Regions from separate parts of the Homo sapiens genome. Here regions 1 and 3 are each linked to region 2. A link is a contact called in ENCODE Hi-C data. All regions are on one chromosome and are shown on one strand. Each heading gives the region's core, a stretch centred on a gene start or an enhancer-like site at or near the end of the contact. The rest is flanking DNA. Distances are from core to core; before and after follow the strand shown. Region 1 overlaps FRY (FRY microtubule binding protein). Region 2 has its middle 120 kb from the start of FRY-AS1. Region 3 overlaps FRY (FRY microtubule binding protein).

Region 1 (3,670 bases), core at 196-2,695, 210 kb after region 2:
TTGAAGAGTTTCATTATATGAAATTTTATCATAGACTTTGCTTATGGGGCCGTACCTAAGAAATCCTTGCCTAATACAAAGTCACAAAGGTTTTATCCTATGTTTTCTTGGAGTTTTATATTTTTAGGTTTTATACTTAAATTTATGAGGCATTTTGTGGAAACTTTTGCATAGAGTAATGAGATATGGATTGAAGTGTTTTTTTATAGTAATCAGTTAAAAAATCAGGACTCTTTCCAGATAAGGAAATTAGAATAACAATTCTACCAAAGGCACATTTGTTCTTTAAAGAAAAAGGGAGAAGTTTGCCTTTAATGTAACAGGGGGTAAATTATTGCTGCCCATTTATATTTTGAGTCTAATTTGGGGCATACTTCAAATTAATGAATGAATAATTATTGTCCAAAACCATACATTATTATTACCACTTAGGTTATTTGGTGATGGGGGCAGATTTGTTTATATCATGTAAATTATTAATGTAACTGTATTCATATATTTATACAACAAACATTTTTAGGACGGAAGAAGCATTCATCTACTTTAGGCAGATGAACGTGGGAACATAATATCTTTGCAGTTCCATGAATAACCTGTATGCAATTAACATCTGATTTCTAGAATGAAAGGGAGTCAAAGTAATTAACTTTCTTGAACTACAAAATTATTCTTATATGGGGAACATTTGTCACCATTAAGAGACAGGCTCTTGGGAATGTACTAATAAAGATTATGAAAGAAAGGACTGTGATACGGAAGAAAATATTTTAGTGAGTAGTGCTTGGGGTTACTTGTGAAATAAAAAGTTTCTCAGTAATTGGCAGTGCTACCAGTGTTCTAATCACCTGCATTTTCCTCCATAGGTCATCAGCTCAATGAGCTCCCTTTCTGAGTACTGCCTGCCTTCCATTCTACGTACATTATTTGACTGGTATAAAAGGCAAAATGGCATTGAGGATGAATCACATGAATACAGACCAAGAACAAGCAATAAATCAAAAAGGTACATTTCTTTTGTGTAAGGATCATGGTTTTATTTTGTTTTGTTTTCAGGAAACATAAATCAAAATTAGAGTTACAAGGCAATTGGGTCTTCCTGACTCTTCACAAGGATGCCTAGCAGGTGCTGCAGGGGCCCTGTGTCTGTAGCAGGTAACCCATTTGGAGCACCGAGTCACTGCCAGCCGTCACGGGTTGAAAATTCATACACAGCTTTATTTCAACTTTGGTGGAGACAGGTGTGAAGGGCCACAGGTCACTTTCTTGCCAGCTTCTTTCCTCTGCCCTCTCCCACTGAGTCTACACCCAAAGCAGAATGCTGACTTCAGGCCTTGCGTGACATGCCAAGATATTTTAGTCCTCGTTCCAGTAACCTTGAGTGCTCAGTGTACTGTAGTGGGAAGGACGCTGGACTGGACGTTAGTGGTAGTCCTGGCGCTGCCACTATTTAGCCATGTGACTTTGGGCAGCTCCCCGCCTCTCTGTACCTCAGCCTCCTTGTGAGCAAAACAAGGAAGTTAGGTGACACCATCTCCAACTCCTCCTTCCAGCTGAGTATTTTGTTTATTTATTCTCTGTTCCCTTCTTCCTGTGGGTTTGAAAAATGGAACTTGCTGCTCCAGGAGCATATCAGCATCTGTAAAACTTAAGATTCTCATTAATGTGTGTCCTCCCCAAATTTTAGGTAAGCACATATAATTTCATATGTTTAGTCAACCTATAGCAAGGCAGTGAATATAAGAAAGATTAATACACTTACCTTTTTTAAAAAAAATAAAAGATTATTTTAAAAAGTAGTTAGATTTCTCCACATGAATGGATTATTCCAATTAAAAAAATACTTTTAAAGTCTGTAAACTGAAATTAATCAACCAGAAAATCAGACATTAACTACTTTTTGTGAATGATTTATTTCTCTCATTTTTCTTGAAAGTCCTAATACTGTTTCAAAAGACTTCTTTTGAAATAGAAGAATTGTAACATTACCATGTTACACTTCAACAAAATTTGTAATCTGCTTTTATAATGTGCTTGAATTTATGCAAGATTTAATCATATAATTTTGTTTGGGAGAGAGATTAATAACTTTTTCGTATTGAATTTTTTTTAGTGAAGAAGGAAATTTTTAGAATTTTTAGATATAACTCAGATGCCATAAAATTCACCCTTTTAAAGTATATAATTCAATGTTTTTAGTATATTTACAGGGTTGTACAACCATTACCACTCTAATTTCAGAACATTTTTATCACCCCCAAATCCTGTACCCATTAGCAGCCTCTCCTCATGAATATTTTTTTAATTTATCAGGTTTTAAAAATAGAATTTAAATTGTTTATCTGAAAAATGGTTCAGACCATGTGATTAAGAAATTAAAAGGATCATTTTATTATTTTTTCCATATTACATGTTGTCTTATGAACAGATATTAAACCTTCCCAGGGGCAGGGAGTGGGACAGTTTTTAGTGAGTTGAATTGAGTTTTAGTTTTGTTCCTCTGTTTTGTCAGAATTTAGTTGCTGAAATTAGATTTTTCATGAATTGATTTCTTTATGGATTAAAAATTATAGTTTTTAAAATTGTGTTACTGATTATTTTCAGGAGATCAGAGTAAGTACTGAGATCAGATAAAGAATCAGGACAGTAAAATTTGACTTAGTAGCATTTTAGTTAATGCTTGAATTTTTAAAATAAGAGAGAAAATGTGCTTAGAAAACAGCCAAATGAATGAAGCTCTCTAGGGTATGGTGTAGCTAAATGTGAGTTTCTGCTACTAGGAAAAAAAGGTTGGGGGGACTTTAAGGAGGAGCATAAACTACTGAAAATAGATGTCAGGGATGCACATTGGGTTGTGATTTCTGAGATTAGTACAGTATCAGCATTTGGACTGCCAAATAAATCTGTCAAATGTCTCTGGCTCCTGGCAGTTAGACTGCAAACCAGCAATAAAGTTGAATTCATTATTAGAAATGTATATGTCTTACTTTGATTTGAAAACATAATTTGGCTTATTAAATAAAATAGAATCAAAGGTCTACATTTTTTTTTCTGCCAAGAACTGCTACTTTCTCAGGTTCCTCTGGCCACTTGTAAAGACCCTTAGCATCCAGCACAAAAATACTCTCTCTACTGCTGCTGGCCATCTCTGGGAGTTCTCCTTCCTTTTGGTCTTTCCAACTTCCTGTCTCCTTATTCTATAATATAATGGATATAAAGCCTGATTTCTGAGTGCCCTCCTTTTTAATGCAGCTGCATAGATTTTCCTTTCCCCCAGCTCGCAGTGCCGCTTACTAGTTCCAGTGGGTCTTGAAGGACTTTAGATAGATGGTTTTGTTCACAGCTCTTTCTCCTGGCAGGGCTGTTCATAAATGATCCTGAAAGAATGAGTTCCTACTCTGTTGATACATTTACTCCTTGAAAGATAAACATGCAAGTTCCTTCTTAACGCGTTCTGTCATCCACCAGCCTTAATTTGACTTGCTCAAAGTTACAGAGCACTCCAGAAGGTCTTCTTTATATCTTAAATATCACATTATTTTCTTCTTATTCCCTTTTGACTAAAGAGAAAAACATTCCAGATTTAAAATAGTCTTGATTTATTTTGAAAAGATCTTCCTGGCAAGTCTAAATCCTGTCATCCCTCCTCATTGGTTTTATTTAATATATACTA
Region 2 (3,341 bases), core at 551-3,050:
CCCAAACTCTAAGTAGGTTCTGACAAAGATGGAAAGCTTGGAGTACTAAGAACTGCTCCAGTGATACTCCAGTTCTTTTCCCATTCTTTCCTCCTTTTTACTGATGCAAGATAAAATGGGAAGTACAGCAGGACAAGGAGTGCGATTCGTGCTCAGAGTAGCTGTATTATGGGTTCTCACCTGGCTGAAACTCCTATTTGCATGGGATTATCTGACTCTCAGCTAAGATACACTGTTTCCCTAAGGCAATTTCGGAGGCCAAGCCCAAAATTGACACATTTAGAGATTCAGGAGCAAATAACTTTGTATTTATTTGTCAGTGAAGCACTATTTATGGCATTTCAATCACGTGGCAATCTTAAGACTGTAATTATAGAGGTCTAAGAAGAATATAGAACATTTCTTCTGACTTATCCTTTTGAGATTTAGAATTGAAAATAGTTTGATCTCTTTTTTCAGCCCCTCAGAGATAACTTACATGACCTTTAGCCAATTCCCCATTCTTCCTTTCTCATTTCACAATTGCAAATGCTACTGGGTAGTTTTCCTCTGTTTTGAGCCCCACCCTTCCTGTTGCTAAGCAGATGAACTGGATTACATAAATTGTCAATTTCTCAGCTGTGACAATGAAAAAGACAGGACAACAGTAGCCAGAAATGAGGACAGCTGCTTCTAGCACTTGGGATTTGGGGTTAGATGATGAAGAGAGAATCAAAAGGAAATAGGTGAAGTTAGCATAAGTAAAAAGTTAGACACAATTCTATTACTTTAATACAAACTCTGTTAACATTTGGGTATATTTCTTTCAGAGATTGGTACTCATATTAGAGTGGAGTTATTTGGGTTTTTGTTTTTCCTTTATGCCTACTTATAATTTACATGCTCTTATCCTTTGTTTTATAATATTTACAAGTTGCAGTTATTATTTTAATATTTCAGGTTAAGTTGACTTTTCAATATGGAGTCAGTTTTAAGTGTGTGCGTTTTAAAGGGGCATATTTGCATTTCTGACCCACAAAGACTAACATCACTTGTGACAATTAATTTTCACTCATCTAAATTTTGCAATGTTTTTAAACCAAAACAGGTTTAATAATGATAGGTATCCACTAAACATCCAGCTTTTATCACATCACCTGTAGCTTCCCATGGAAATTTTCTACGAAGCAAACATTGGCTAGTATTACAGATATTTCCTTTTCAAGCCCTCATGTTTAATCAACTCCGCTTACCTGTGTGGCTTTAATAAGCGTAATGCCAACTCCAGCTCCCCAGAGTGAGGTAAACAGTATGTATGGGCATAATTAGCAAATCATTTGGTTGTAAGATGTTGTATGATTCACATATTTGGTTTTCTTTAATGAGGCATTCCTCTCCAGACACATTAGTCGTTTCCCAAAATGCTCCTTTGCAAATAGCTATAGAAACAGCAAATGATGAACTAAAAAAGGTGTGCTGCACGTGGGACACCAGAGGGCGCTAGAGTAATGTTATAATGTGCCTCTGCTTTTCTCTTAGCTTTGCTATTAAAAAATTAAAGCTTTTAAAATAATACACTACCTTGTCTTGAAGACATTTATTTGAAGTTATACGATATAGCTTTATGATTTGAGTCAAACATTTATTATTATTTATCATTACAGTCAGCATCTTCTCAAAAGCAGGTCTTTTATTCCCATGCTGAATTTTAGAAAAGAAATTCTAACAATAGTCCTCCTCTTAGACTTTTTTTTTTTAAGGAAAACACATTATTATTCTTAGATTGTGACTTTGTCCTCTCCCAAGAGACAGTCACGTGTGTTAAAATGTTTAGTAGTTCTAGTCTGCTAGAAATGAATAATAGAGGAAGTGAATTATTTCTAAACTTTTAGAACCACAGAATTTGGGCATTTGATCAGTATTTGTCTACTGTTGAATTTAAAATAAAACATATGAATGTATCAGGATAAAGTGGCAGTGCTGCAAAAATTTGAAGTGCTGAAAAAAGTTAGAAAATTAAATTGGCATTTATTAATAATAAGCAACCATTTTAGTGTAGCTAGAAGGTTTATTTTCTAGTGTTAAGCTGTCTTAAAAATCAGAGGTATTTTTGTTCAACATAATTTACTGAAAAGTGTGTATAGAATGCTTAATATGTATGTGCCTAAAATTGCTCTTAGTGACCAAATATTCACATGCTGGGTGTGGTGGCTCATGCCTGTAATCCCAGCACTTCAGGAGGTAAGAGGGTTCCTTGAGGCCAGGAATTCAAGAGCAGCCTAAGCAACATAACAGGACCCTGTCTCCACAAAAATTTTAAAAGCAGCCAGGTGTGGTGGTGTGTGCCTGTAGTCCTAGCTACTTGGGAGGCTAAGGCAGGAGGATTGCCTGAGTTCATGTGTTCAAGGCTATAGTGAGCAGTGATCGTGCCGCTAGACTCCAGCCTGGGTGACAGAGCGAGACCCTGTCTCAAAACAAAAAATCAAACCCCAAAACCACAAAAAATTCACAAGACAACTTACGTAATCTAAGATATAAATCACACATACCAGACATGAAATTTGCAAATGTGTATCAGATAAAATACTATGTGTTTAAAGGATGGGGATGCTATGTGACTGAAGGGTTAGGGGAGACTGGCGAAATGGAAGGAACTAGCTGAGCTTGAAGGATGGGGTAGGATCTAATTCAGCAGAAAACAAATTATAGCAGAATAACCATGGCCAGAAAGGGAGAGATGACACAAATGCATGTGCAGCAATATATCAAGCATCTGCTTTTCATCTTTCCACAGGGAGGTCCCATCTCGCATTGTAAAGGGCATTGTTTTTATGTTATTTCTTTGTCTTTCATGTTGTGGTGTGTATTGGTTTGGGTTTTCTGGTTGTTTTCTTTGTGTTCTTTTACCAGAAAACAAAAACAAAAACAGCCTTTCAGAGGGGAAATCATTCCTCATCCCCAATATGACCAGTATTTGTTCCAGCCTTTCCCAGCTCTGGTCCAGCCAGATGAGAGTGCTGCTGTAATGTCCAGTGCTATGGCTGGGCGGCCTCAGGGAGAGCGAGGGTTCAAGTCCTCAGCCTTCTCACAGCGCTGCATCCAGGTGGATGCCACAGATCTTTCGATGCTGTGCCCTGTACACTGGGAAATTGTCTGTTTCCCTCTAGGGACTGAGGTTCTCAAGGTAGAATCATGGCCTGATTCCACTTTGTAGTCCTAATGCTCAATGCACATTGGGAAGTCAGTAAATATTTCTTTTTTAATGTAATTATCTATTTATTAGTCCAAGATCAGTGTAAATGTATTGTAGAAAATTATAAAATACATATAAGAAAAATACTTTTTGAAAAACATTGTAATCC
Region 3 (3,542 bases), core at 292-2,791, 220 kb after region 2:
TGCAGATGGCTGCTGAGGGGTAGAGTTTCCTTTGGGTGTCATTAAAAGGTTCTAAATTTGACAGTAGTGACAGATGCACAACTGTGATTATACTAAAAGTCAATGAATTGTATATGTTAAATGGGTGAATTGCATACTACATAAATTATGTCACAATAAAACTATTATATATTGGGGGGACTATGTATCAAACTTCTCGGGTTTGAATTCAAGCTCTGGCATTTACCAGCTCTGTGACCTGACCAGTCACACTTAACCCCTCCCATCCTCACTTCCCTTATCTGCAAGGTGATGATAATGACACTAACCTTAGAGAGTGGTTCTGAGGATTCTTAGCACATGACAAACACTCAGTAACTGTTAAATATTTTATTATTTATCCCACTCTCATATTAATAATTCCTTTATCTATATACATGAATTAAGACTTGAGAGAGTATTACATACTTATGCAAAATAATGTAGCAAAAGAATGACTATTCTGGGAACTATAGAGCTCATCTGTATAGGAAAGCTGTTTCAGTGACTTCCCGTACTGGTGTTGCCTATCTTGAGCTGAGGTCTTAATATGATATTGATAGAATGAGGACTTTAGGGATTGTTTTTGGCAATCTTCCCAATGGCAACAGAAAATAAAGGGAAATAGCCAGTGTAGATATTAACATGTTATTATATTTAGCCTTGGACTCTTTCTTTTCTTTCTTTCTTTCTTTCTTTTTTTTTTTTTTTTTTTTTTGAATTTGAGACAGGGGTCTCACTCTGTCACCCAGGCTGGAGTGCAGTGGCATGATCTTGATTCACTGCAACCTCTGCCTCCCAGGCACAAGTGATCCTCCCACCTCAGCCTCCCAAGTAGCTGGGACTACGGGTGCCGCCATCATGCCCAACTAATTTTTGTATTTTTTTGTAGAGACAGGGTTTGGCCATGTCACCCAGGCTGGTCTGGAATTCTGGGCTCAAACGATCTGCCTGCCTTGGCCTCCCAAAGTGTCAGGATTACAGGCATGAGCCATGGCATCTGGCTGCCCTGGACTCTTGAATGAAAACAATACCTGATATAGACCACAATAAGTTACTACCAATAAGGCCAGGAAGGAGAGAGAGGTGGGCAGAATTCTGCCAACTTTCCTTTTAAAAAAGTTGACATTTTGTTTAAAAAAAAAATGTTGGCAGGCCAACTTTCCTACAGAATGAGTCATTGAGCAACCAAGAACACCCTTACATATGACAACAGTCCACTGGCAGTAGTGTCCTTTCTTAAGGAACCCTTCTAAAGGTTTCCTTGTTGAGGTGGGAGAGGGAAACGTTCCTGACTTGCTTATGAAACTAGGTGAATAATAAACACACCTAAAATGTCAGAGCGAACAAGTAAACAGCTCTGTGCCTGAGGCTGTCAGGCATAGGGCCTAAAATAAGTTCGATGTCTTCTGCCTCTCTTCCCATGTTTACCTTCCCTGGGGATCTGTGTTTGTGGGCTAACTAGGAGCCCAGGGCCTAACACACACACTAAGTAATAAATAGAAATGTATTGGAAGTGAATGACTGAATGAATCAACCAGTGACTCAGTGGATACACGTGTGCTTGCTGGTTAGAGATGCTTTGTCCTTTTAGAATAGTGAATTGAAATATAAGAGTGAAAAAACCAGCCTTGCAGAATGTCATTGAGGCCATTGCAAACATACAAATTTCAATACAAATGTTTGAATCCAGTGATTTTTAATAGACTATGGAATATGCTCTGTTGATACATGATTGAATTAAGAGCTACTTACTGAAACTTGTTTAAATACATTCTATGTGTACATTTCAACCTACTCTCCCTCCCTATACTCTTTTTCTGCTTCCCAGGAATGTGCACATTACTTCCTCGAGGTCAAAGACAAAGATATCAAGCATGCCTTGGCTGGGCTTTTTGTTGAAATACTTGTTCCAGTTGCTGCTGTGAGTTTCATTTCTAAAAACTCCTTCAAATTGTATCACAAAATCAACAATTTTATTAATATAATATTCACATGCATCTCTATTTCAGGCTGTTAAAAATGAAGTAAATGTTCCCTGCCTTAGAAATTTTGTGGAAAGCCTGTATGACACCACGCTGGAACTTTCTTCTCGAAAGAAGCATTCCTTGGTTAGTAACTATGAGAAAATCGAAAACACAAACAAAACTGCACAGACTAAAATTCCTAGACAGGAATCTGTTTGAGGATCCTAAGGACTCCACAGATAGGAAAAGTACCTAAAGCTCCCTCAAAAAGAGGCAGCATTTGAAACTGAAGCTGGCTTTTTGTATTGACCATGATTGAATGATATTCATGTAGGGGGATTAGACCGCATCACCTCAGATGACCCTCTGGTCCTAAGGAGTCTGTTATTTACTTTCAAGATTGGCTTAACTTGATTTTTATTTTAATTTCTGAGAACTTTTTTCCAATCTGAAGGCTAAAGTTTATAATAACAGTTTCTCTTCTCAATCCCCAGGAGCCTGCCCTGGCAAATTTCTATCTGGATGCTAGGATCAAAATGGAAACAGGCAGGAAAAGGAGTTGGGAAATAGACAGTTGCCCATAGGAAGGATTATCTGAAGGCTGGGAAAATAATTCTTGGGAAGGTTTCGGTACTGAAGAGCAGTATAGAAAATCTTTTAGGTTACCACCACCTTTTACCCGCTATGGTGAATAAAGCTTTGGTTTATGAATCGGCGAGTGATGTAACAGCTGTAATGTGAAAGTCAGGAGGAAGCAAGTTGTTTAGGGATCTGGTTACTGGCATGGTTTATGCTAGTCTCCAAAGGATGAGCATCCCTACCATGATTTGAGCAGGTACTTAGGGTTGCTTTGCTGGTAGTGGTGACAAATTTGCTCATTCGTCTACATTCTGTGGTCATTGTGACTAACTGCATGCATATTTTTTAGATTACTGACTAGCATTAGAGCTGCACTCAATGGTAGCAGTAGTTCCAAGTCCCTTTAAAACTAAGTTAATTTAAAAAAAAACGACTAATGAACTGTTAAGCATTGTGGGCAGTTGTTTCTTGTTAATTCAAGTTAACAGATGAGCCAGTTACATTTTTATTTCATGGCCCTTGATTAAGAGGGAATCATAAAGGTCTATTACATCTGGCTTAGCAAAATGGTGATGGGTTCTGCATGTATGATTTTTTTCGGTGGCTGTTCATTACCTTTGCTGTCTTCTCAAGTTGCTGCGGGAAGCTGGCCCAGTTAGGCAGGAAAAGCACAGTAGCACCTCTGTTTATTTGGTCATAAGCAAATTCCTCCTGTGGTTAAATTTGTCTTGGTAGAGTTTACCAATGCAATAACACTTCTTTTAGGAATCTTCCTTAATTACCAGAAGGTTGCATGCAAAAGAAAATATAGACAACTACCTCTAAGATAGGGACAAATTATTAGATGTCTATGAGCAAAAAAGCCAATAACATTTTCAAAATCTGTGTGCCTTCCTGCTTTTTTTTCTGGAGATTAAGAGAGTGATCTAAGATGGTAAGTTTGTTTTTAAATTTTATAAGTAAAGTCTAAATCATTGA

Evidence for each region. A loop is a pair of places that touch in the nucleus more often than their neighbours do. Pooled maps may share reads with other maps.
Region 1: a loop to region 2 is called in a map of left ventricle myocardium inferior, with 2.2 times the contacts of the local background. The contact joins two enhancer-like sites. A Hi-C loop is called at or near these places in 1 of 168 maps with a recorded cell type or tissue (left ventricle myocardium inferior), 2 of 37 single-sample maps with no recorded cell type and 6 of 50 pooled maps.
Region 3: a map of IMR-90 shows a loop between it and region 2 (2.6-fold over the local background). The contact joins two enhancer-like sites. A Hi-C loop is called at or near these places in 2 of 168 maps with a recorded cell type or tissue (IMR-90 and naive thymus-derived CD4-positive, alpha-beta T cell) and 2 of 37 single-sample maps with no recorded cell type.

What each region holds. Positions count from the first base shown.
Region 1 is chr13:32,116,471-32,120,140 of GRCh38, forward strand. It overlaps FRY (FRY microtubule binding protein), which reads left to right. Exons shown (of 61, transcript NM_023037.3): 4 at 864-1,003. Among named protein-coding and RNA genes, the nearest start is that of FRY, 87 kb to the left of the region's middle. Within about 2 kb of position 1,446, at least 14 of the 41 ENCODE cell types and tissues checked have a DNase peak (open chromatin) inside an H3K27ac peak, as active enhancers do; they include left ventricle myocardium inferior, where a contact is called at or near this core.
Region 2 is chr13:31,908,616-31,911,956 of GRCh38, forward strand. It overlaps the pseudogene EEF1DP3. Among named protein-coding and RNA genes, the nearest start is that of FRY-AS1, 120 kb to the right of the region's middle. Within about 2 kb of position 1,801, at least 4 of the 41 ENCODE cell types and tissues checked have a DNase peak (open chromatin) inside an H3K27ac peak, as active enhancers do; they include left ventricle myocardium inferior, where a contact is called at or near this core.
Region 3 is chr13:32,133,055-32,136,596 of GRCh38, forward strand. It overlaps FRY (FRY microtubule binding protein), which reads left to right. Exons shown (of 61, transcript NM_023037.3): 9 at 1,850-1,942; 10 at 2,031-2,129. Among named protein-coding and RNA genes, the nearest start is that of FRY, 100 kb to the left of the region's middle. Within about 2 kb of position 1,542, at least 3 of the 41 ENCODE cell types and tissues checked have a DNase peak (open chromatin) inside an H3K27ac peak, as active enhancers do.